Regions from separate parts of the Mus musculus genome. Here region 2 is linked to region 1. Evidence: chromatin loops called from intact Hi-C (ENCODE). Cell type or tissue: left cerebral cortex. All regions are shown on one strand. Links, peaks and the distances in the headings refer to the core of each region. The heading gives the core; the rest is flanking DNA. Region 1 overlaps Dock3 (dedicator of cyto-kinesis 3). Region 2 overlaps Mapkapk3 (mitogen-activated protein kinase-activated protein kinase 3).

What was found. Peaks named below come from ENCODE experiments on the same cell type or tissue, not always from the same donor. Only the 100,000 strongest peaks of a DNase experiment are listed, where the experiment ranks them.
Region 2: a loop joins it to region 1, with 3 times the contacts of the local background. A loop is called at or near these places in 2 of 42 quality-filtered maps.

The regions. Positions count from the first base shown.
Region 1 is chr9:107,080,261-107,092,356 of GRCm38, reverse strand. It overlaps Dock3 (dedicator of cyto-kinesis 3), which reads left to right. Exons shown (of 53, transcript NM_153413.2): 6 at 9,834-9,982. Among named protein-coding and RNA genes, the nearest start is that of Gm22454, 11 kb to the left of the region's middle. In left cerebral cortex, for the core only: no CTCF peak of the experiment used is centred there; DNase peaks (open chromatin) are centred at 4,634 and 5,237; H3K27ac peaks cover 787 bases.
Region 2 is chr9:107,249,239-107,261,334 of GRCm38, reverse strand. It overlaps Mapkapk3 (mitogen-activated protein kinase-activated protein kinase 3), which reads left to right. Exons shown (of 11, transcript NM_178907.3): 6 at 1,167-1,290; 7 at 2,446-2,521; 8 at 2,881-3,005; 9 at 3,835-3,920; 10 at 4,193-4,273; 11 at 5,000-6,408. The coding sequence ends at 5,152. Among named protein-coding and RNA genes, the nearest start is that of Dock3, 23 kb to the right of the region's middle. In left cerebral cortex, for the core only: a CTCF peak has its summit at 6,453; DNase peaks (open chromatin) are centred at 3,831, 5,515, 6,707, 8,959 and 1 more place; H3K27ac peaks cover 6,435 bases.

The DNA of each region.
Region 1 (12,096 bases), core at 2,200-10,199:
ATTAAGAAGAGACAAGCGTCACTGAGGTGAAATCTGGGAATTATTGAAAGAGCACAAAGAGGCTGTGTTCTAGAGATAGCAAATTTGTATCTCGTGCTTTAGCTGGACTTGGTAATGTGTAAGAATCACCCAGGTGGTTCTGGTTTTGAAGGTATGAAGGGGTCATGGAGAGCAGCTGAGACTTGGCACCATGAGAGTCCAGGGAAGGACATTGGTGAAGGTGCAGCCTCAATTGCAGTTGATGGTCCAGGACTGAAGGGGTCATGCAAAGAAGTTGAGGATTGGCACCATGAAGAGAGCCCTATGAGAGGCTATTGGTGAGGCCTGGTAGCAGCAGAAGGCCCCAGTGTACTGGAAATATGAGAACCATGGAAGGATCACCAAGAACAGCAGCAGCAGTGGAGTGGAGTCAACAAATGCCTAGAGTGCTACAGAGGGCAGAGTTGGAGAAGTGACACCAGCCCTTTGGAGGAGCCCAGAAGATCATGTGTAGATATAGAACATTGGAACAAGAAGCTGTGAACATGGAGTTGACTTGGAGACCCCAAGAGATTAAAGATGCCAGAGCTGTGGGATACCTGCAGAGGAAAGCTGCTAACAGGGAGTGGAAACAGCCAAGGAGAAAGAACTTTTTGTAGTCAACAAAGATAAAAAAGGAGCTGGAGATCTGAAGACCTCTTTGGCATCAGACATGGAGATTTGGAGTTTGCCCAGCTGGTTTCCTGTCTTGCTTTGGGGATTACAGTTAAGTAATTGAATGAATCTCAGAAGAGACTTTGAACTTAGGACTTTTAACATTGTGAGACTACTATAGACTGAGGACTTTGAAAGTTGGACTAAATGTACTTTTTTATTATACTATGGCTAGGTATGGCCCCCATAGACTCATGTGTTTGAACAAGCCTAAGGGGTCCAGGGAGTAGAATATGATGGTTTATATGATAGATATAAAACATATCTATCATATGTATGTCATAGTGCCAAAGCCCAGGGAGTGGCATCATTAGGAGGTGTGACCTTGTTAGCGTAGGTGTGACACTGTGTGGGTATGGGCTTTAAGACCCAATTCCAGCTGCTTCTAGCTGCCTTTGGAACAAGAGGTGGAAATCTCATCTTCTCCAGTCCCATGTCTACCTGGATGCTCTCATGTTCCTGCCTTGATGATAATGTACTGAACCTCTGAACCTGTAAGCCAGCCCCAATTAAATGTTCTTTATAAGAGTTTCCTTGGTCATGGTGTCTGTTCACAGCAGTAAAACACCCAGAGATTACCTTTTATGATAAAAGTTATTTAGTAAAATAAACAATTTTTTATTAGTTCTATCATTGCTAAAAGAGAAAGAAAAGAAAAAAGTGCTGGTCTAAAGCAACTTAGGGAAGGAAAGGGTTGGTTAGGCTCCTCGTGAAGTCCATCATGGCAAGGAGGACTTGGCAGCAGGTCATATTTCAGCAGTCAGGAAGCAGAAAGATGGACACTGGTGCTCAGCTTTTTTTCTCTTCATTTTTCCTGGGATACCAGCTGCTGGAATAGTATTACCCATATAAGGTGAGTCTTCTTCCCTCAGTTAGCCCAGTCTTAAAACTCGTAGATATCCCCAGATGTTTGTCTCTTAGGTCATTCTAGATCCTGTAAAGTTGATTCAATTAAGCAGTAATTAACAGTAATACATGTACTTCAGCCTAATAAAATCACGTGTGATAAGCCTGCATGCTAGCTGTAATCTACTCAGTGGTGAGAACACGAAGCTTTTCTTCCAAGAATAGGAACAAGACAAAGGTACCTGCTTTTATAGCTTTCATTCTGGAAGTCCAAGTCAGAACAAATGGGGAAGAGATAAATTAAAAGCACCCAGGAATAGAAGCAAAACTATCTGTTTCTAGAGAACTAGCTTATGTAGAAATCTCTGCTATCTGTGTGCATGCATATACCTTATTAGAATTAACAAACATTTAGGAAAGTATTTGTTTTTTGGTTTTGGTTTTTGGTTTTTTGAGACAGGGTTTCTCTGTGTAGCTCTGGCTGTCCTGGAACTCACTCTGTAGACCAGGCTGGCCTCGAACTCAGAAATCTGCCTGCCTCTGCCTCCCGAGTGCTGGGAGTAAAGGCGTGTGCCACCACCGCCCGGCTTAGGAAAGTTAATGATAGAAAGAACGTATTAAAGTCACTTATATTTCTATAAAATTAGCATACCATCTGAAAATGAAATTAAGAAAACAATCTCATTTATAATGGCATCAAAAACAATTAAATGCTTGGGAATAAAGTTGGCTGAGAAAGTGAAAAATTTGTACACTGAAAGCCAATACATTGCTGAAGGAAGTTAAAGCATAAAAAAAAGCATAAGCCCTTCTGGTCCGAGCAGCACCGGGGTAGCTAGGGCGCAGAGTCAGCTACCCACAACACCCGCCTCGCGATCTTAAGACTTCTGGTGAGTGGAACACAGCATCTGCTCCAATCCAATCCTGCAGGACCTAAGACTGCATTAGTCAGGGAAGCAGAAAACCCGGTCTGAGTAGGGGCACAAGCCCCTTCCGGTCTGAGCAGCACCTGGGTAGCTAGGGCTCAGAGCCAGCTGACACCCGCCAGCTACCCACAACACCCGCCACGGGATCTTAAGACTTCTGAGGATAGGGATCTGCCCTGTGCGGGAGCGCTTTGCCTGAGCATCTGCAGCAGACATCTCGGTTCCGGGACCCCGCCAAATGTATCCTGCACAGGCAGCTGGCCATTTTCCCGGCCAGAGGATCGGGATCTGCCCGGTGTGGGAGCGCTTTGCCTGAGCATTGGCAGCAGACATCTTGATTCCGGGACCCTCCGAGTGTACCCTGCACAGACATCTTGGTTCCAGGACCCCACCGAGTGTATCCTGCACAGCTCCAGAGAATACCAGATGGCGAAAGGCAAACGTAAGAATCCTGCTAACAGAAATCAAGACCACTCACCATCATCAGAACGCAGCACTCCCACCCCACCTAGTCCTGGGCACCCCAACACAACCGAAAAGCTAGACCTGGATTTAAAAGCATATCTCATGATGATGATAGAGGACATCAAGAAGGACTTTAATAACTCACTTAAAGAAATACAGGAGTACATGGCTAAAGTTACAAGTCCTTAAAGAAAAACAGGAAAACACAATGAAACAGGTAGAAGTTCTTAAAGAAAAACAGGAAAACATATCCAAACAGGTGATGGAAATGAACAAAACCATACTAGACATAAAAAGGGAAGTAGACACAATAAAGAAAACTCAAAGTGAGGCAACGCTGGAGATAGAAACCTTAGGAAAGAAATCTGGAACCATAGATTCGAGCATCAGCAACAGAATACAAGAGATAGAGAAGAGAATCTCAGGTGCAGAAGATTCCATAGAGAATGTCGGCACAACAATCAAAATACAAAATGCAGAAGGATCCTAACTCAAAACATCCAGGAAATACAGGACACAGTGAGAAGACCAAACCTACAGATAATAGGAGTTTATGAGAATGAAGATTTTCAACTTAAAGGGCCAGCAAATATATTCAACAAAATTATAGAAGAAAACTTCCCAAACCTAAAGAAAGAAATGCCCATGAACATACAGGAAGCAGAAACTAAACAGGGACACAGTGAACCTAACAGAAGTTATGAAACAAATGGACTTAACAAATATCTACAGAACATTTTATCCTAAAACAAAAGGATTTACCTTCTTCTCAGCACCTCACGGGATCTTCTCCAAAATTGGCCATATAATTGGTCACAAAACAGGCCTCAACAGATACAAAAATATTGAAATCGTCCCATGCATCCTATCAGACCACCATGGACTAAGGCTGATCTTCAATAACAACATAAATAATGGAAAGCCAACTTTCACGTGGAAACTGAATAACACTCTTCTCAATGATACCTTGGTCAAGGATGGAATAAAGAAAGAAGTTAAAGACTTTTTAGAGTTTAATGAAAATGAAGCCACAACATACCCAAACCTATGGGACACAATGAAAGCATTTCTAAGAGGGAAACTCATAGCTCTGAGTGCCTCCAAGAAGAAACTGGAGAGAGCACACACTAGCAGCTTGACAACACATCTAAAAGCTCTAGAAAAAAAGGAAGCAAATTCACCCAAGAGGAGTAGATGGCAGGAAATAATCAAACTCCGGGGTGAAATCAACCAAGTGGAAACAAGAATAACTATTCAAAGAGTTAACCAAACGAGGAGTTGGTTCTTGAGAAAATCAACAAGATAGATAAACCCTTAGCTAGACTCACTAGAGTGTTATTATCTAGTGGGTTGCTAGTAGTCATGCTTAGAAGCTTATCTAACAAACTAGATGGTATTTTGAGGCTAGGTCCAGATCAGCATGTACTGGAGAAAGAACAAAATCAGAGGTGTGATAGTAACTACAATTGCAGATAGATTTATTATTTTTCTCCCTCTCTCCCCCTTTTCCCTTCCTTCCTTCAAATGAAAACACCAAGGCATTCCACAGAAGTTAGGGAACTCTTGTGTTTCCTTGGTATTAGGTCCTGGTATGAAATGACTACTGCTGTATTTCTAGACAAGTGGATGTAAATATGTACCTTCTGCCTGAGAACCCCGCAGAGCTTGGTTGGCAGGGTAGCTGCTACCACGCCTGCTCCATATGTACTGTCTCCAGTGTGAAAGCTATCTGTGGATAAATGCCATGCTGTAGTTAAGACACAGAGCTTTCTCCAGGGCCACCTTCTGCTGTGGAATGCATTTCATTCCTCATGTGTTTCAGGAGTGAGACATATAAGTGCTCTGGCTTTTGTGTTGATTTTGACAGAGAGTTATTGTACTTAGATTTGCTGGTTCCAATTATCAATATTTAAGTTGGTAAGGAGTGAGGGCTGTGTTCACAGTCAGCTTTGTGTCCTAGCATCCCTACTTAGTGGTGTGAGCAACGGAGGATGGCTTCTTATAGTTGGGGTTATTCAGTTTTACCTTTTAAAACAGTCAAAACTGAACGTAATTCGGAATTTTAGATTTAGAGATTAAGGACTGCTAGTCATTTAATTCAATTTGGGTCCTGGTGCCATCTCTTCCCACTTCTAATTCGGAGTCTATGTTTACTTTGTTTAGTTCTCTTAGCTGTTTCTTCAGTGTTTGACATTTCTAATAGTATTCCCTTAATGGATGCGGTTTCTAAACTTTAGGTATTATGTAACGGTTTTCCTGTTGTAAAAGACAGTAAGTGAACGGAGTGCTCATGCAGCTACATCCCTGTCCTGCGGTGTCCAGTGTCCCACATTGCCAGCTTTGGAATCAGTAGTCAGTGGTTACAATGTCTGTGTAACTGTTTCATGAATTTTGTATCACTCCTTTTTGAGTCAGCATTCAGTTGTTCCGCTGTGTGTGTGATTATTTTCACAAATAAGGAGCTCTGGCTGTGCTTCCTTTCTTGTATTGCTTGTTTTCACAGGAGCTGACTGCTTGATCTTATTCACTCCATTTTCTAAAATCTAACCTCTTAGCAGAAATAAAATCTCCACTGAGTGTGTTCATTACATTAGGTATTTAATAAATGTAATTTTTCTCAGTAATGTCTTGTGGAACTCTGCCACCTTCTACATTAATATGTCCTGAAAAATGTATTTGCTTCTTTCCTAGGTCCCTTTGTCTCTTAGGCTAAACCACTTTTGCCTTAATTTTGGCTTACTTGCTCATTTGACAAAAGCACTTTACCAGTAGCTTTCTGAAAAGCAAACCATGTAAAATAAAAATTAACATTCCTTTTTTATTTTATTTTATTTTATTTTATTTTTTACATTCCATATTCTATTCCCCGCCCCCATGCCCCCATCCACCCTCTTTCTGCTCCACCTCCCACACCTCCTCCCTACCTCACCCTACACCAAGTGGATGCCCCCACCTCCCACCCCACCTGACCTCTAAACTCCCTGGGGCCTCCAGTCTTCTGAGGGTTAGGTGCATCATCTCTGAATGAACACAGACCGGGAAGTCCTCTACTGTATGTGTGTTGGGGCCCTTATATCAGCTGGTGTATGCTGTCTGATTGGTGGTCCAGTTTTTGAGAGATTTTAGGGGTCCAGATTAACTGAGACTGCTGGTCCTCCTATAGGGTCGCCCTTCTCAGCTTCTTTCAGCCCTCCCTAATTCACCAACAGGGGTCAGCTGCTTCTGCCCATTGGTTGGGTGTAAATATCTGCATCTGACTCTTTCAGCTGCTTGTTGGGTTTTCTGTAATGCAGTCGTGATAGGTCCCTTTTTGTGAGTGCTCCATAACTTCAGTAATAGTGTCAGGCCTTGGGAGCTCCCCTTAAGCTGGATCCCACTTTGGGCCTGTTGCTGGATTTACTTTTCCTCAGGCCCCTCTCCATTTCCATCCCTGTAATTCTTTCAGACGGAAACAATTAGGGGTCAGAGATGTAACTGTGGAATGGCAACCCCATCCCTCACTTGATGTCCTAACATTTTTTATTTTAAAATGTATTAACCTGCCCTTACCAGTGGGTTGACAGTTTTGATGAATATAAAATTGTTACAAATAAGATGAAGAATTTTAGCTAGGTGCGGGCATATATACTTATACTAGCCAGCACTCAGAAGGTTGAGGCAGGGGGATCAAGAGTGTGAGTTCATTCAGGATCTAGCATCCAGTGAGACTTTCACACAGACACAGCAACAGAAGCAAACTTTACAGAACTGTGCAAGGCCTCACCATTTTTCATCTCTGGCGCTGCTGTCTGTCCTGCTGTCAGTGCTGTACTTCTGTGTATTTACACATTGCCTCCTTGTACACTTATGAGTCATCACTTTTTTTCTCAGTGTTGTGAACTTTTACAAGTGTTCATTATTGTATCCGTTTTTTTTTTAATTTTGGTTTTGTCTTATTGGTGGTTATGTTGACTATAATCCAGTTATTCCAACGTAGGAGATGTTTTTTTATTTTTTTAATGTAATTTTTTTAACTTCTGGTGCATATAGTTATGGGCCAGCTTAATTCAGTAATTAGAGTACATAAGACTTCCACTGAGTCAGTGGCTTTAGGGTCTTACCTTTAATTCAAAGAATGAATTTCACTGATAACAGCTAGGGTAAGATTTTAGGAAGGACATTATTATAGGTGAAAGCAAGCTAGCAAGCACCTGCACAGCAAGGACAAGGACCCAGAGAGAGGATACTACTGAGTTGAGTGTAGAAGATTGGAAAGAAGTTGACACCATCGATTGCATTATTAATGCTGCTTTCTAATTATATGATGCATTTCATTCTTACTCTGTTTTTACACAAAAGATTAGAGCAGGTTTTTCCACCTTCGTATAGTTAAGTGAGAATGGGTTTTCTACTAGATAAAAAGTATAGCGGTTATATTCCAGTAATAACAAACCAGGGACAGCCTAGAAGCTTCAAACAACTGTTAACTGTTTCAGTAGTTCAGTTGGGCAGTTTTCTCTCACAGTTTCATTTTGTTGCAATCAGGTGGTTGTAGGGTGGGCAATCGGGATCTGGAAATTTGGCAAGGCTAGGTATATGGTATTAAGAACTAGTTATTAGGATGTCAACTTGTGGCTTCAACATACAGCTGTGCTTAAAAGACTTACCGATTATTAATTTATTTATTCGTGCATACTAATAGACAGCAAGAAGTAGTCTAATTTTGGGCTCACAACTGACTTAGTTCAATTCTGTCATGTTCTATTGCTTAGAGTGGTCTCAAGACCTGCCTAGATTCATGGAGAAAATCCACTGTCTTTCCCTGTAGGACTGTCTGTGTTACATTGCCATACAAGAACAGGGCATGGGTGCTATTATGATTTCTGGAAATTTTAATATAAAAAGTTCTTATTAAAAAACAAATAATTGTTTATAATTCTTTAAAAACTATATCAGTGTATTCTAGCATAGACATTATGTATATATGTGTATATATTACATGTGTGTATGCTTATATATGTGTATACCCATATTATATAATTATACACATACATACTACATATATAATCTCAGTTAATTAAGGCTGTTATAAAAATTTCATAAACTGTAAAGAACAGAAGTTTATTTCTCACAGTTCTGGAATTTGGGAAGTCTAAGATGAAGACATAGAGTTATTGTCATAGGAGAGGTCATTTCCACATAAGTGACACCTTTTCTCTACATCCTCACATTGTGTAGTAGAGGAAACAAACTCCATGGACCAGTCCTCTGCAAGGGCACTAATGCTAATTGTGCTCTGCCCTCATAACTTTAATCATCTCTGCAAAGGTACTGTCTTCTAGTACCATTGCCTTAAGGGTTAGGATTTTGATATGTAAATTTGGTGTGACACAAAAATTTAAGTTGTAGCACATGGGCTACAGAGATGGCTCAGCAATAAAAAGTGCTGGCTGCTTTCCCAGAAGACTTATGCTTGATTCACAGCACCAGCATGGCAGATTACAACTGTCTGTAATTCTAGTTTCAGGGCTATCCAATGCCCTCTTGAGTCCTCTGTGTGCACCAGGCTTGGAATTGGTACATACATCTGTGCAAAACATCAATACACATAAAATAAAAATAAATACTTCTTTAAGAAGAATAAATCATAGCACATACGAAGACATATGTGAAACACTGGTATCAGTACACTCCCTTACACTTGGCCTAAAAAAGACCCCTACTTTTTGTTAGTGTTCACAATTCTCAGAACTACCTTGAAGCTGAAACTATCTTTCATCCTCTAGTTCAAATCAGCATCTCTGAGAAACTGGTTCGTGTTTTCTAAAGCTTCAGCATCCCTTTGCATCACTCTCAGCTGATGCTCTTGCCTTTTCTCTGACAGTACTTTAGTCATTTCATTACATTTCTAACTCTGTGTGTCAATACTTATATTAGGGAGCCTTCCTTTCTGTGACAATACAGTTGTTCCTTTTGACCCATGGAATCAAGCGATTATGGAACAAAAGTACTTGGAAAAATTGCATTTATAGAATGTGTTGATTGATTATTAAAGCATTCTTTAATAATACTTGGTTGTACTTTACTATCTTCAACAATTGTATAAAATCATGTTTCTCTCTGAAAGAAAGAGAATTCTAAGTATTAAAAAAGTCATTTTGCTTCTGTGAAGTAATACTCCAGTTCTTAAATTTATTCTTAAGAACAGTTTTTGAAGCATTAACTGGGTACTTAGTTTTTTGTGTTTTGTTATTTACTTGCAAGGTAATAAACACTATAATGCCCTTAATTAAGTTTATTATGATGTTTCTACTTAACTTTTATAACGTAAGGATCTTTATTAAGCTGAAAGGAGTAGAAATCTCCCACTCTAGGGACACACACTGTTTAAAAGAAGCTAATTAGAAAGCTAGATGAGGCCTAGAAACCAAGAAAGAAATCTCACTCCAGAGACTGGCTTTATATGAAACCTTAGTTGCTTCAAAATAGGGCAATTAATTCTCTTCCCTCCTTCTTTTAACTTGACTATCCCTCCTGATGAAACTAGAGGTGTTGCCAGATGGTCGAAGTCTTTGCTTGTAGGGGCATTATTGCTTCCGTTGTGAAATCAGCTTTGGGTTCCTGTGTAAGTTACTTTTCTGACTAAGCTTAATAACTTTGATTTACTTGAGATGAGTGGTCCAGGATTAGGTAGAGGGGTGCTTTTTCGATGATGCAGATTAGTTATACTGCCTTATTAGATATCACTGTGTACAAGTTTTTAGAAAGTAGGAAGTGCCTTTTTGTTTCTAAGTATTCTCCTTCTTACATTGCCTTTGTAGTTCAGGGAAATGAGCACTTTCCATAGTTTAACTATTTTTCTTTCTCTTTTCATTCCCTTTCCATATCCCTTTTATATTTCACCCACACCAAAATACCTTTCAGAAACACAAAGTAGATCTTTTCTACAAACTCCGCCATGTGATGAATGAACTTATTGACCTGCGAAGGCAGCTACTGTCTGGTCACCTGACACAGGATCAGGTGCGGGAGGTTAAGCGGCACATCACCGTGCGTCTGGACTGGGGTAATGAGTAAGTATAACTATTACTTGGGCATCTCTTAGTTTCTTTGTAACTCAGTCCTCACAGAATTTAAACTTGAGCTAAGCTTCTCTTTAATGATTAAAAGATAATATATCCTCCATACAGTTTTGCTAGTTTTTTTTTTCTAGTTATCAATGGTTCTAGTCTGAAGTTTTCTTAGCCTGTGTTTTTATTTCTGGAAAGAATTAAGGAATTTGACTATCCTCTGAGGTGTCTTCCAGGAGATCAATTCCTTTATTTTAAACCTTACTAATTACAGTATATGTAAAAAGTTTTTGTGGTGCTTTAGAGAAAAGGGGAGTTGGTACAGTGAAGATGGCTCAGCGGATAAAGATATTTGCCACTGAACCTTTCCAGCTGAGTTTGATCTCCAGATTTTACAAGGTGGAAGAGAAACTGATTGCTACAGCAAGTTCTTTGCTGCTTGGGCATCTGCATGCCTACACACACAACAAATAAATGTGTACTCTGTGTGTGTGTATGTGTGTGTGTGTGTGTGTGTGTGTGTGTGTGTGTGTGTGTGTGTGTGTGAGAGAGAGAGAGAGAGAGAGAGAGGGAGAGGGAGAGGGAGAGAGAGAGAGAGAGAGAAGCATTAGTGTTCTCTATATGTTTTATACCCATACAATGAATCTGAATAAGCATAACCTATAAATAAAGATTTACATTTTAAAATACTCTTAACTCATTTGCCATTCAGAAAGACTCCTGCATTTGTATAGTGAATATGATGATTTTCTGTGTCCTTAAAATAAAGTTTGAGGACTAGAAAGATAGCTTGGTCGTTAAAACCACAGGCTGCTCTTTCAGAGGACCAGGGTTTGATTGACAGCACCCAGCGTGGCAGCTCACAACTGTCTACAACCTCAGCTCTAGGGGATCTGCTGGTCACTTACGGCTTCTATGGTACCAGGTATGCACATGGTACAAAGACATACATGTAGGCAAAACACCCATATACATAAAATAAAAGCAAATCTTTAAAAATAAAAATTTGAGACTTTGTCATTATAAATTAATATAAGTTAAAGTTGTATTTATTCATAAATTTAGTAATTTTTCATGTCCACTGAACTTTGAAACAACCAGTAGTTTCCTACTTCAGACACACATGTTTGTCTAAATATATTTAAATATTTATATTCACGTCTTCCAGCCAAAGCATTTTGGAATGATAGAAAAGAAACCAGTAAATTAGACATGTGGATGCATTTCTGAAAGGTAGGGAATAAGTTGCTGACAGAAGAAGCCAATATAGGCAGAGAGAACTTCAGCTAATGTTGGAGCCAGTCTTCTCTGAAGCTCCCAGAATCAGGGGCTATGAGAGTGACCTTAAAAGGTCACAGTGATGGTTTTAAAGTCTGTATGAAGGATAATCATTTCTTGGGAAGAATTAATAGCCAGTTGTTTTTCCTTTATATTAGAAACTAACAGCCTCAGAGAAACTGGGCAACTGGAGGAAGAATTGGGATCTCATGTATTGTGGCATCTAAAGGCTTTATATAATGACCAGTTCCCTACTCTCACCAGAAAAGAAAGCTTGCCAGTCATCTATTTATTCACAAAACTTTCTACATTTTTTCCAGTGCATTTTATATATAAATGAGCAATCAGATTTCACTGATATTTAAATAAATTGTCTCTTATGGAAGAGGGAGACCAGGATTAAAAATATCTGGGCCCAAGGGAAATGACTTCTCCTTTAAGAGAAATGGAAGTTCACTAAAAACTTTAAGAACAAATCAAACTCCTCCAGTATCTACAAAGAGAATAAAGAAGGCTCATTATTTAGAATTAGAGTCAATAAAGAAAGAAGGAAAAATGTGATTTCTAAACTAAAAAACTCAGATAAATTTTATGTAATTTTCTTGAAAATAAAACAAAAAAGATGGAAAATAATTCACTGAACATATTCACTGGTAGAGAATCATTACTGAGTAGGTTCAAGATCAAATCTAATTCCCAGAAAAAGAGCAAAGACAATGAGGTAGTGTTTATAAGGAAGCAGAAGTCCCAGAGCCAAAATACACAGCTTCCAGATAGAAAAGGATCACTATTCAGTTAAAGTAATGAATGGAGTTAAAAACAAACTCCAGATTAACGCA
Region 2 (12,096 bases), core at 2,019-10,018, 170 kb before region 1:
GACCACCAGACAACAGCATTTAAATAGAACAAAACCATTTGCTGGCTATTGGAGGAAGGGATGAACCTAGGCGGACCTAGGGCTGAGCCTGCTTGCCTTCCTGGTGGATGAATTTGAAAGATAGGAAGCATTCTGCTCCAAAATTTCTTTCCTGGGAAAGCTGGGGTTTCCTAGGCAGCCCTACGTTCATATAACCATATGCATGCACACACATAAGCATTTGTGTGTGCGCCACTATTAGCACAGAATCTGTTTGTTCCTCCTCGCCTTTATGCACGAGGCTTACTTCCTCTTACGCCCAGACAGAGGAGAGCAGAGAGACGAGCTGACATGCTCCTCTGGCTGAGGGCTGCCAGCCCGTGCAGTTACCCTTTGATTCAAGGTACACACGCAGCCAAGGCAGACCCACCCTCTAAATAGTACTTTATTTTAGCCCCTGAGTTCTCTTCTTCCTATGGGAAGAGAAGCTGTCTTTGAGCAGAGTATGCTAAATAGATTCTCTGTTTATTCCCATCCAAGGTCAGATCGTCTCAAACAGAACCTACAAAACAACTCCCACTGCATCCAAACTGGAGCACTTTTCTTCCACCTAAGTTTTGCTTGGGCATCATCCCTCCTGCTCTTTGGCATGGACCTAGATCCTACCTGTTCACTGAAAGCCAGTTTTTAGGGCTGCCTCCTCCCTGGAACCCTGCTGGCTGTCCCCATCTGCCAACCCCATCTGTGCTTTGCAGCGAGGAAGATTTCTTCTGTGTAGCTCCTGGGGTCTGAGTTGGGGGCACATGCTTCCCTGAACAGCCTCAAGTGGGCCTGGCCTGCTGACTTTGTGGGCTTGCTTCTGGGCTTGGTGATATTGGCTCATGAGCATCTGCTTTCTACTCCAGCATCTTTCTGGCCTTTCATGGTATTCACCCCAACTCAGGGACAGAAGTTTCTGCCCAGGGGCTTTCTATGGCACCTGATCATTCATGGTCTTGTCTGAGCACCTGCCTCACTTTTCTCTCTGTGAAGGTATCTGTTCCACGTTGTTAGTGATCCAGAGCTTTCCATAAAACAGAGCTGGCTTATCATATATAGGGATGGAGGCATGGAATCTGGAGGAGGGGACTCTGTCCACTCCTGGTACCTTCCTCTATACTAATGCTTTCTTTCTCTTCTGGATACAGCCTGAAAACCTACTCTATACATCCAAGGAGAAGGATGCTGTACTTAAACTCACCGATTTTGGCTTTGCCAAGGAAACCACCCAAAATGCCCTCCAGACACCCTGCTACACTCCCTATTATGTGGGTGAGTCTTTTGCATGTGGCTTGCATCCCCATTGCTGTAGAATGCTATAGGATGGTTAGCCAGAGGGTTGTGGAAACCAAAGAGTTAAAGCCTGGTGAAGAGGGAGGAGGGAGCAGAGGGAGGAGGGAGCACTCTTGTCTGCATGGAGGCGGGTGATGGGGGGGGGGCTGGAGGCTGCAAAAATATTCTTCCAAACTTCAGCTTCTGCTTTTGAAAATAGATCCAGGAAAATTCTGGCTGTGGCCTGTGAGCTGAATGACGTCACAGCAGCTCTAAATATATATGTGATAAAAGGCTGCCATCAGCTCGGGACGGAGCCCAGCCGCAGTTGTTTTTCTCCGGTTTTCATCTTCATATTCAGAAAGTGGGCAGGCCTTTTCTCCTACATTAGAGGGATGCAGGGTACTAGTAACTGCCTTGTGGGAAAGGGTCCCTTGAGCCAGGAATTAGATGGGGCTAGGGGGCATCCACATACTTAATGATTCCTGGGAAAGCTCCTGGCAGGCTCCAGTACATCCTAAGGCCCCTGTAACAAGTGCCCCTGCCTTGAGAGTTGGGCAATGACTGACGTTTGTCCCTTTGGGAGAGCAATTAAGGGTACAAAGCTTCAGAAAGGCCCCTGTTTATCTAGAGTATTCTGCAATACTTTCATGATAAGTCCAGCCCGCTGAGCTCAATGCACTGACTGGAAGACTAAGGCCAATGGATGGGTATCCAAGCTGACTGGAACACAGAACCCTGTGATCCAGGCTGTGCGTTCAGGGAGACACAATGCTGAGAGACACAACACAGAACACGGCTGGCAGACTGGGATCCTCTTCAATGGCGAGGCCTCTCCAAACTTGGGGCTGGCCTTCTCCCTTCCTCTCTCTTACCAAGTTGAGACTGGCAGAGGGGCTGGAAGTAGCTAGGGGTTTGTCTGAAAGCAGCTTTTTTTTTTCTTTCTTTCTTTCTTTTTTTTTTTTTTCTGGTAGCTGTCTCTCCTCCCCCAACTTCACACACATGCTGCCTTCCCAGAAGGTGCCAGACACTAGTCTGCTCTGCCCTATCTCCCAGCCTGGGTACCTGTTCCTCACCTTACCCAGGCTTAAGATTTCTTCCTAGTCCCCAAGACCCTTGGGGCTAAGAGATTTCCTATGCCCTCGGCTTTGGTAGCTCCTGAGGTCCTGGGTCCAGAGAAGTATGACAAGTCCTGTGATATGTGGTCCCTGGGCGTCATCATGTACATCCTGTGAGTACCACTCCCCACCCCCCACCCCCGCAACCCTGCCTCAACCTTCTGCTTCTACCTTTCCATGAGCTATTTCAGCTTCTCACTCCCTGTGTCCCTAGGGAGGGACTTTTTTACGAGTCATCCCTTGGCCAGGTTGTCTTTTGTTTCCTGTGTTGTTAGATACAGGCCTTGAAACTGCCTGCGGGCTTCCTCATGTCAAGGCTGATGGCATTCCTGGGATGTGTTCAAGAGTCCACAGGGCTGGTATTATTGCTGTGGTGTCTGGAAGCCTGTCTCCCTAGTGAAAAGGAGAGAATGGCTCTGTTTGACCCTTGTGTGCCCAACCCTTGTGCCAAACGACCTCTTCTCTTTGCCAGTTTGTGTGGATTCCCACCCTTCTACTCCAACACCGGCCAGGCCATCTCTCCAGGAATGAAAAGAAGGATTCGCTTGGGCCAGTATAGCTTCCCTAACCCTGAATGGTTAGATGTCTCTGAGGATGGTTAGTAAGCTTCTCTACTCAACCTGGCCCCTTCAACCTTCATTCTGGGAGATATAATTTTTTGTTGTTTTATAAAATGGCGGTGGAAGTGGGTGGTGGACCCTGCCAAGGTGTCTCCCTGAACAATCAAACTATGTGGGGAAGGGGCAGGGGTGGAGGGGGAGAGAGAGAGAGAGAGAGAGAGAGAGAGAGAGAGAGAGAGAGAGAGAGGATGGAGAGAAAGAAGCCAAACAGAGCAAGGTTCATACCTGGCAGGTAGCTATTGCTGGGTAAATGTTGGGTGGAGCCTAGAGGAAATGCTAACACCTTTGGCAGTCAAACTGACTTGTGTTCAAATCCTCACTATTCAAACCTAGACAAGTCATCTGAACTTTTCAAAGTCTCAGTTTTTATATTTGTCAAGTGGGTTCAACATTTGTCTCCCCAGCCAGGAGGCAAAGAGGCTGGAGGATCTCTGTGAGTTCAAGGCCTTCCTGCTCCACAGAGCTAGTTCTAGGACAGCCAAGGATACACAAAGAAACCCCGTCTTGAAAAACAAACAAACAAAAACATAAAACCCCATAAATATCACCTTCCCAGGACCCCTTCCTTGTTTTGTTCATATTTTCCCTCCCAGGTAGCTCAAACAATTCGGCCTTGTATTATCTATTGTTGCTTAATGAATTATCCTGAGTACTTAGTGACCTTCAACGAGAAACACTTGTTAACTCACCATTTCTAATCATGAAGAATGTAGGTGCACGTATAGTCCTGTCTGACAGAGCTTGTGACTCATGTGGGGGAGTTGAGGGACTGTAACTCACTGATTCCTCTTTTCTGGGTCCCCAAGCCAAGCAGCTAATCCGCCTGCTCCTGAAGACAGATCCCACAGAGAGGCTAACGATCATGCAGTTTATGAACCATCCTTGGATCAATGTGAGCGTGGTCTTGGCCTGGAGTAGGGCTGGCAGGATGGAAGGGGATAGTCCTGGAGGCCTGGGTGCAGGGCTGGGCTGGGACCTTGTACAGTGATGTATGGTAACACCCCGACCTGTGTCCTGGCTTTGCCTCTGTCTCAATCTGGCTCCTTCACCTCTCTGAGCCACCATTTCCCCACCTGAGAATGGGAGCAGGGTATGTGGTGGAGGTAACATATGCTGTTCCACAGAGTTCTAGGCAGTAATCCGTGGGCTTGTGATTCCTTCTAGCAATCCATGGTGGTCCCACAGACCCCACTCTACACAGCCCGAGTGCTCCAGGAAGACAAAGATCACTGGGATGACGTCAAGGTGAGTAGATTCTGTCTCAGTCTCTATACATTCCAGGATGGCATCTTTAGATCTAGAGTGTAGCTCCTCTCCTGGACCTGGAGGATGTCAGTGACTGCCCCAGTGATCCAGCCAAGGAATACCACTGGGCACTTGGCTGCTGAACTTTTCCATCTAGGTTAATGCTCGTGGGTCAATCTTTAGTGAGGGACTTTAGACCAGGGACTCGATGAAAGGATCTGGGGCCCAAGCATTGGTTGTAAACACTCTTATGACGGATAGCATTCAAGAGAGGAACCAGCGTTGTTTTAGACATAGTGAGGGTCAGGTGGGTCCCTATGAAATAGCATGGAAGAGCGATCAGGTTTCAAGCTGCAGACCCTTGGAGATCCAGAGAAGTGCCACTGTCTTCATGCCTCAAGGTTCTATACAAATGTCACTGGTTCAGTTCTCTGTCCAAGTAGCCTTGATGATCCAGGGACACATCCCTTTTCTTTTGTCTTTATGAATAAACTCAGTGTCCAGCACACACACACACACACACACACACACACACACACACACACACACACACGTTGTAGAGAGGATTATGTGCCCAGGGCCAAGCACATAGTGGGTACTGGAGCAGTGCACACTGATATTCCTGTTAGTGCTATTATTATTGAGGGGCTTCCTAGGCATGGGAGTGATGGCTTTTAAGGTCCATCCATGCTGACCTTTTCTCTCTGTTATGCTAATGGTATGCAGGAAGAGATGACCAGTGCCCTGGCCACTATGCGGGTAGACTATGACCAGGTGAAGATCAAGGACCTGAAGACCTCTAACAACCGGCTCCTCAACAAGAGGAGGAAAAAGCAGGCAGGCAGCTCCTCAGCCTCACAAGGATGCAACAACCAGTAACTCATGGTGCCTTGGAGAAGCCAGGCTGACAGACTGTAATGTCCTGAGGCTCTGGCCAGGAGGGGCTGGAGTCGTTCTTATAACAAAAGGACAATTTTGTTGTCTTATGTGTCACATTGAACTTGGGGATAAAGAGCTTGGCCCAAGAATCCCAGCCTAAGTCTCAGGCTCTAGCAAGCTGCAGGTGACAGGGATGGGAGCCCTCTGCGACAGCTGGAGCAACTTTGCACACCAGCTTGACTGAGGCCACAGCTCTGTTCTGCCTCAGGAAGCAGCCTTACTTCTAGGCCACTGGGTGTTGTGGCGGATATACCCGTTTTTCTATAAAGGATGTGTCCTGCTGTGTGGGCAGATGGGTCTGGCCTTGAGGAAGGTATTGGGCCATTGGTTGCTATGGTGACCAGAGGCCATGTTGCTGTCTGAGAATACTGAACACAGGAGGAAGGAGGGACAATCAAGGGTCTACCTTCTTGGGGAGGTCTGTCTCTCTCACACTGGATGTCCCTCCCCAGGCTCTCTCCTCTGGTCTGCTAGAGGCTGCAGAGTCCTGATTGCTTGCTTTCCTGGGTGGTCCAGCCCTGCCTTACTGTAGCAAGAGCCCATGTAACACTCAGAGAGCCACTAGAGTCCCTGGGCCAAGCATCCTCTCCATTACCCCCTGATCCAAAAGGTAACTTCTCATCTCAACTGAAGGTGTGGATATGTATGTTGGGGGTGGGTATCCTTAACCTTTTTCCAGTTTGGAAACCTCACTGTGACAAAAGCCCCCACCTCTTCCTGCTCACCAGATCTCAGGTAGGAAAGCCAGTCTCTGCTGACAGCACGGGATCTCAGGTAGGAAAGTCCGTCTCTGCTGACAGCACGGGCAACCTTGGGACTTACTTTTGTGAAAGGTCGCACTTGGCTCCCTGTTTGTTATCTAGGACCTTTTCTGGTACTCTGGATCAGACCTGGCTGGTGAAGGGCTGCTGAGCCGTGCTTACAAGGTCTGGTCCTGGCTTTAGCAGAATTGGAGCAGAGAGGGTTTTCCTTGGCTGATCCCAGACTTAGCCAGCTCTGCCCTGTCCTGCCCAGGGCAGCATCCAGGTGCTGAGTGGTTGATTGGTGACCTGACAAGTGCCTGGCACCCAGCCTACTTCCTAGATCCTAGATCCTGGCCCTTCTCACTGGCTGGGAAACCTTAGATCTTATCAATTACAATGCTGCTGGGTTTTATATTCTGATATCAATAAACACATTTTTAACATTTTTCAATGATTCCTGGGTTTCTTTATGTCTACCTAGTTGGTCAAAGTGCTCAAAGGACAACTCTACACCCCTACTGGTGACTTTAGCCTGCCTGGAGAGGGTGCCTCTGACTTGGTAAACATGCTAGGCAGACTCCAACACCTCTGTCTCATTCATTGTAGAAAGGTCAGAAGGACCGAGAGATGGCAGCTGCCGCATGCCTCCAGCTCTGTGCCGCCCCTGTGCACTGTGTGTGTGACACCCACCCCCGGCTCTGTGTGTGCCAGCGTCTGCCCACAGTGGCCACCCCCAGCTGCGTGCCAGCCTGCTGAAGGGCGGGCAGAGCGCCTGCTGCAGCGCCGAGCTATTTTCAGAAGCTGCCAGGTTTCATTTGGCAGTGAGAATATCGGCGAGGGGAGGGGTAGTATGCTGGAAGACTATCTTTTCATTACTCCAGCAAGAGAGCACCCTCACCCCTTGGGAGCCCCGAGGGCAGCCTCAAGGGGCCCTCACTGTGCCATTTCTCCTCCCAGCTTCCATCCTGAAACCTCCCAGTTTTCCAAGAGTTCATCTGACTCAAGAAGACCTTGCTCCTCCTCACCTGCCCCTCTTCCCTCAGGGCACGGGGTAGGGGGTGGGGTGGGGGCAGGGCGCCTCGAAGTTCGAAGGCAAGCACTCCAGAGAGATTCTGCTGCTTCCTAGCTTGGTGGGTGACCTTGGACATGTCCCTCAGCTTTTCTGATTGAATACTGCAGATGAAGGTGCCCACCTCGTAGTGGTGGGGGATTGGAGTAGGTGTCATTTGTGCAATACTTTAAAAAAAAAGATTTATTTATTTTATGTATATGCGTTGAGTACACTGCAGATGTTTACAGACACACCAGAAGAGGGTATCAGATCTCATTACAAATGGTTGGGAGCCACCATGTGGTTGCTGGGAATTGAACTCAGCACCTCTGGAAGAACAGCCAGTGCTCTTAATCACTGAGCCATCTCCAGCCCTGTGCAGTGCTTTTAAGAGAGTGCCTGGGTATAAGGCGCAAGCCTAGCCTGCTTTAGCTACTTTGGCATTCCAATCCATTTAGGTGGGGAGAACCTAGCGTGGTCTGAGGAGGAGAGAAGCCCGGTTCAGGCCCACTTCTACCTCTGGGACTGTGCATTTGGAAAACCAGATCTTTCATACTATGGAATTTCACTTCCAAGAACTTTCTCTTCAGTGTAGCAACATGTGGTCTTTGGGGGCCTTTATTGCAGCTCTGGACTTCAGAGGAGGGCAGTTAGTGACTTTGAGGGTCTCCAAGTGCGTACGGTTCAGGTCAACATTCCTAGTGTGCTCTCTAAGGCTGGGCATGCAGGGAGACACAAATAGCACATAAGGTCTAGACGGATTCTCTCACTTTGGCTGTCGAGTTCCCACTATGCCCAAGACTTGTGTTAGGTACAGAGTAGGTGTCAGTAACAGCTTCAGGCGGGGGTTCTCACCTCAAGGAGTTTACATTCATGGGAGAGAGGGCAGAGGGTGGCTAAGAAGGACTGGACATCCACTGCGTACCGAGCACTTCCCTGAAAGTACTACACTACACAAATGTATATAATTGAATCCTGGCCTTCATGTGGTCCAGGAAGAAAATTCATGGGCGGTTTAAATCAAAGAGAGTTTAGGGGACAGAAAGGGTTCCTGATAGGTTCAGGGTTTAAGAGCAGAATAGCCGGGGCCAGATACTGCCTGCCAGCTCCATCTGTTTCTCTTTGGGACTGGCCTTGATTCTCTGCTGTACCCACTTTTTCCACAGGTAAGACCATCGCTGTAGTAGTTTTGGAATGGCTGTTACAGATCTCGTGACTTCCTGCTGGGCCTGAGGGAGGATTGTTTAGTCAGTCACACTTGGCCAGCCCTGCTTGCCCTCTTTGGTGGCTCTTAGAGAAGAGGTACTATAGGGCCAGTTAAGTCAAAGAAGACAAGGAAGCTTATTCCTCTATCTCCTCCGTCTCTTTGGCCACTTCCACGATCCCATGAAAACATCTGACTCAGTGATAAACCCAACTCAGTGCTTGACCCTCTGACTTCTGGCATTAGAAGGAGTTCCCACAAGCCAGGACTGGGAGGTTGGAAACCAGGGCCTCCGTGTAGCTACCTGTGAAATGGACAATGGAAAACCACAATCTGATGGTAGGTATTAGATGAGCTAAGAAATGAACCAGCCATATAGTCTCACGAGCTAATCAAAACACAGGCATTTATTATACATAGTTAATGTGGTGGCTTCGTTAGGAGCTTTTAGTGATGAGGTGTTTATGTGACAGAGAGATATTGCATGTGTATATGTGTGAGAGAGGGGCATGTGTGTGTGATAGATCTTTTTCTTTCTGTGTGTGTGTGAAAGAAAGAGACATGCATGTGTATGTGATCTTTCTCTCTCTCTCTCTCTCTCTCTCTCTCTCTCTCTCTCTCTCTCTCTCTCTCTCTCTCTCTCTCTCTCTTTCTCTCTCTCTCTCTCTGCAGGAGCTGGGGTGTGGGGGGAGCTCTGACTCTGTCCTCAGAACCTGAGACTGGCTGGCTTCCAGCAGGCTGGCTCATTGCTATTCTATACCAGCTCCTCTCCGCCCTCGCCCTCAACTCAGCCCCTCCACCGCAGCGTCAGAACTGAGCCTCCAAATGCAGCTTGCTTCAGCCTCTGCAGGGGTCTCAATGTTTTCTGGCCTCTTGAAATTGCCTCTGGAAGGCACGAGGGTGCAGTGGGAACTGTGTAGCTGTCCCTAGACATGGTTGTCTTAGCTTGAGCCTCTGTAGCTCTCGTGGATTTTCACAGCTGCCTTCCAGCCCAGAAGTGTAAAATTCCTCCTTTTGTCCCTTTGAGTAGCTGGCCTGCTTACACGTTGGAATCAAAATCAGCAGGCAGGAAGCCCACCTCATATCCAATATGTAGGATGGGGTCTACACTTAACTGAACCTGAACTTAGCCCTTGGTCAAGACTGTACTCATTTTTGAGGTTTCCTATCAGTAAAATAAGATGTTGATTAAGCAGAACAAGATTATCCAGCAGCCTGGCAGATATGTTGCCACCAGTTGATAGACTGGGGAGAATGTTTTGTGGTCTCAGGTAAGCCATGAGCTTTGCTAGGTCTTAGTTTCTTATCTATTAAATAGGAGAAACCTCCCACAAGGGTGGAGGAAGGCTGTGGGTAGTTGAACCCCCCAAAAGACTTGGTCACCAGTATTGGTTACTAGCTGAGTCCAACTGCCTGGCATTCTGATAATTCTCGCTCTCTATTTCCTCTGTCCCCTGCCCCCTAAATATAGCTGCTAACTCAAGGGGACCAGTTTCCTGAGGCTCAGGATGCTAGTGAACATAGGGGTGAGGCCTTGGTAAGCATTTTGTTCATACCATACTATGTGTCAGAACTTAAAAGAGGGTGCAGCCACATATGATGAGCAGTTTCTGCTTGCAGAGTGCCTACTGTGTGCTGGATTTTGTCTGGGTCACTTAATTTAGTTCTCATATTCCTACTCAATAGATGGAGAAACTGAGTCCCATGCTCTTAGCTTCTGTATCCTCTCCCCACCCCCTTGCTGCAGGAGGCAGAGAAAGGCAATGCTATTCCTGGTCTTGGTTGTAGACAATCACAGAAGGCCTCTGAGATGTAGTAACATTGGGATCTCAAAGGATAAGCCAGATTTAGATGGAGCAATTAGGCAAAGGGCACTGCAGCTAGCAGATGCAGGGTGTGGCAAGGCTTTCTGTGAGAACAGGGAACATGTCCATTGAACAGCTGAGAGGCAGCCGTGGAGAGAAGCCTCTTGTTCCTTCATCTGCCTGTAGGAAATTTGAAGGGCACTCTTGTGTCTGCCACGTTTCCCACCCTTACTCCTCACCTCTGTCTCTCCTAGAGATACACCCGTCTTTGATGCCAGTTTGTCAAACAAACCACCCACCTCCTCTTGCTGCTGTGGCATTTCCAGTGCCCTCCAGAGCTGGCTGTCAGAGCTGGAACCGGGTCTCAGCTATGTTGGACTCGCTGAACTCCCAGCATTTGGTGGAGGAGTCCTAGCTCCTTGCCTCACGCCTCCGCTGCTGCCAACAGAGCTATTTTATATACCGGGATTTCTCTTGAGATTTAAATTGAGCGTGAATTTATGTGCTCTAAAAAAAGTTTATGGACCACTGAACTAGACGTTATCAAAATACATCTTCAAATCCTTCAAGGCAAGCACTACGAGCCCTCATTTACACATGGAAAAACAAAGACACAGAGTAATTCTAAGGTCCATAGCTGGAGAGGACAGGAGTGCGGGGCTCTGATAGGGCAAAATGACCTCCAGGTTATCCTTTCTTCTACTGCGCCGACCCTTAGAGGGTCCAGATTTCTGCAGGGATAAGAAGAGAACAGTTGCCTGTACTCTCTGACAAAGAGACTGGAGATGGCTAGGTAACCATGGCCATCTTGTGGGAGGGTCTCACTTTGGGAAGAGATAGTTGGAGTGAAGAGGAGTAATGGACATGAGGAGAAAGCAGGGAAGATATTGGTGAGTCTGCTTTATTCTGCAAAGGTGGCCTCTGCATCAGGGACTGTAAAGTGTCCACAGCAAACCAGAGTCAGTTGGCTCTCACGTCTGGCAGAGAGATTCTTTGTTCAAGAATGAGGCATGTTTCTCAGCTCCTCCACAAAGCAGCCTTTCATCCCAGTGTATGTACATATCCCAGTCCAGCCTCCCTTTCCGGTGGTAGGACTTTGGCTTATAGGCTATTCTCCCTGACTTAACTTCTAGAAGAACAGGATGAAGGGTCTTGGACCACAAAGAAGGCCAATCCATTGAGGGGCTAGACCCATTGCAAACAGATTTCAGCTCAAGTTTTATATGCCAGATATATCTCACATGGCCTCCCTTATGTTTCTGTTCTTCCAATAGCTTCCAAAGCAGAAGTTATGCCCATATTGCAGGCAAAGTCCCTGCAACTTGAGCAGCTTTGTCATGACCAGGAGCATGGATCTCTGCTGTCTCCTCCTAAAGAAGTCTGTCTCTAACCCAAGATGGTTGATGCTCTGTTCCCTTCACAGATCCGTCCTAGCTGAGGTGTCAATCATCTGTCCTTCCCCCTCCCCTGATCGTTGTTACTCCTGGTTTTCAGGAAAAGGTGATCTTCTGTGTTTCTGGACGAACGTTTAAAGTCAAGATCTTTATCTGCAAATGAGAACCCTAGTTATACAACCTGGGGTTCCTTTTTGACCCTGCTTCGAGACTGATTACTCTCTCTGGTCACTCTGGCCCATTTCTCAGTAGGTTATGTGGGTACCAGTGCTTGCCCTTATACTACAAGACTAGAAAAGGTAAAACACAGCATTCTGTAGAACTCTCAGCTTGACACAGGACCAGAAAAAACATACACCTTGCACGTGTGTCTGTGTGGGGCCTGATGGCATTCAAAAACGTTGAGTCATGGGTTAGGGCCTCTGAACGGAGGCAGTCTTTCAGAGGGAGGGGCTGCATTGGAGCTCCTGTCTGATGGAGCTGCCCACATCTTTTGGGCCTCTCTATGAAGGCTCCTTGCCAGGCCTAGTAGGCTGTGTAAAGAGGCTGCCAAGGCTGCTAGGGAGACAAGAAAAGCAGGGGAGGCTATGGTAGGGAGATCCAGAGACCCTCTCTTTACATAGTTGTAAAGAGAGCAAGCAGAAGCCTGCAAGACACAGGCCTGCACACCGCATCGGCTGGGTAATA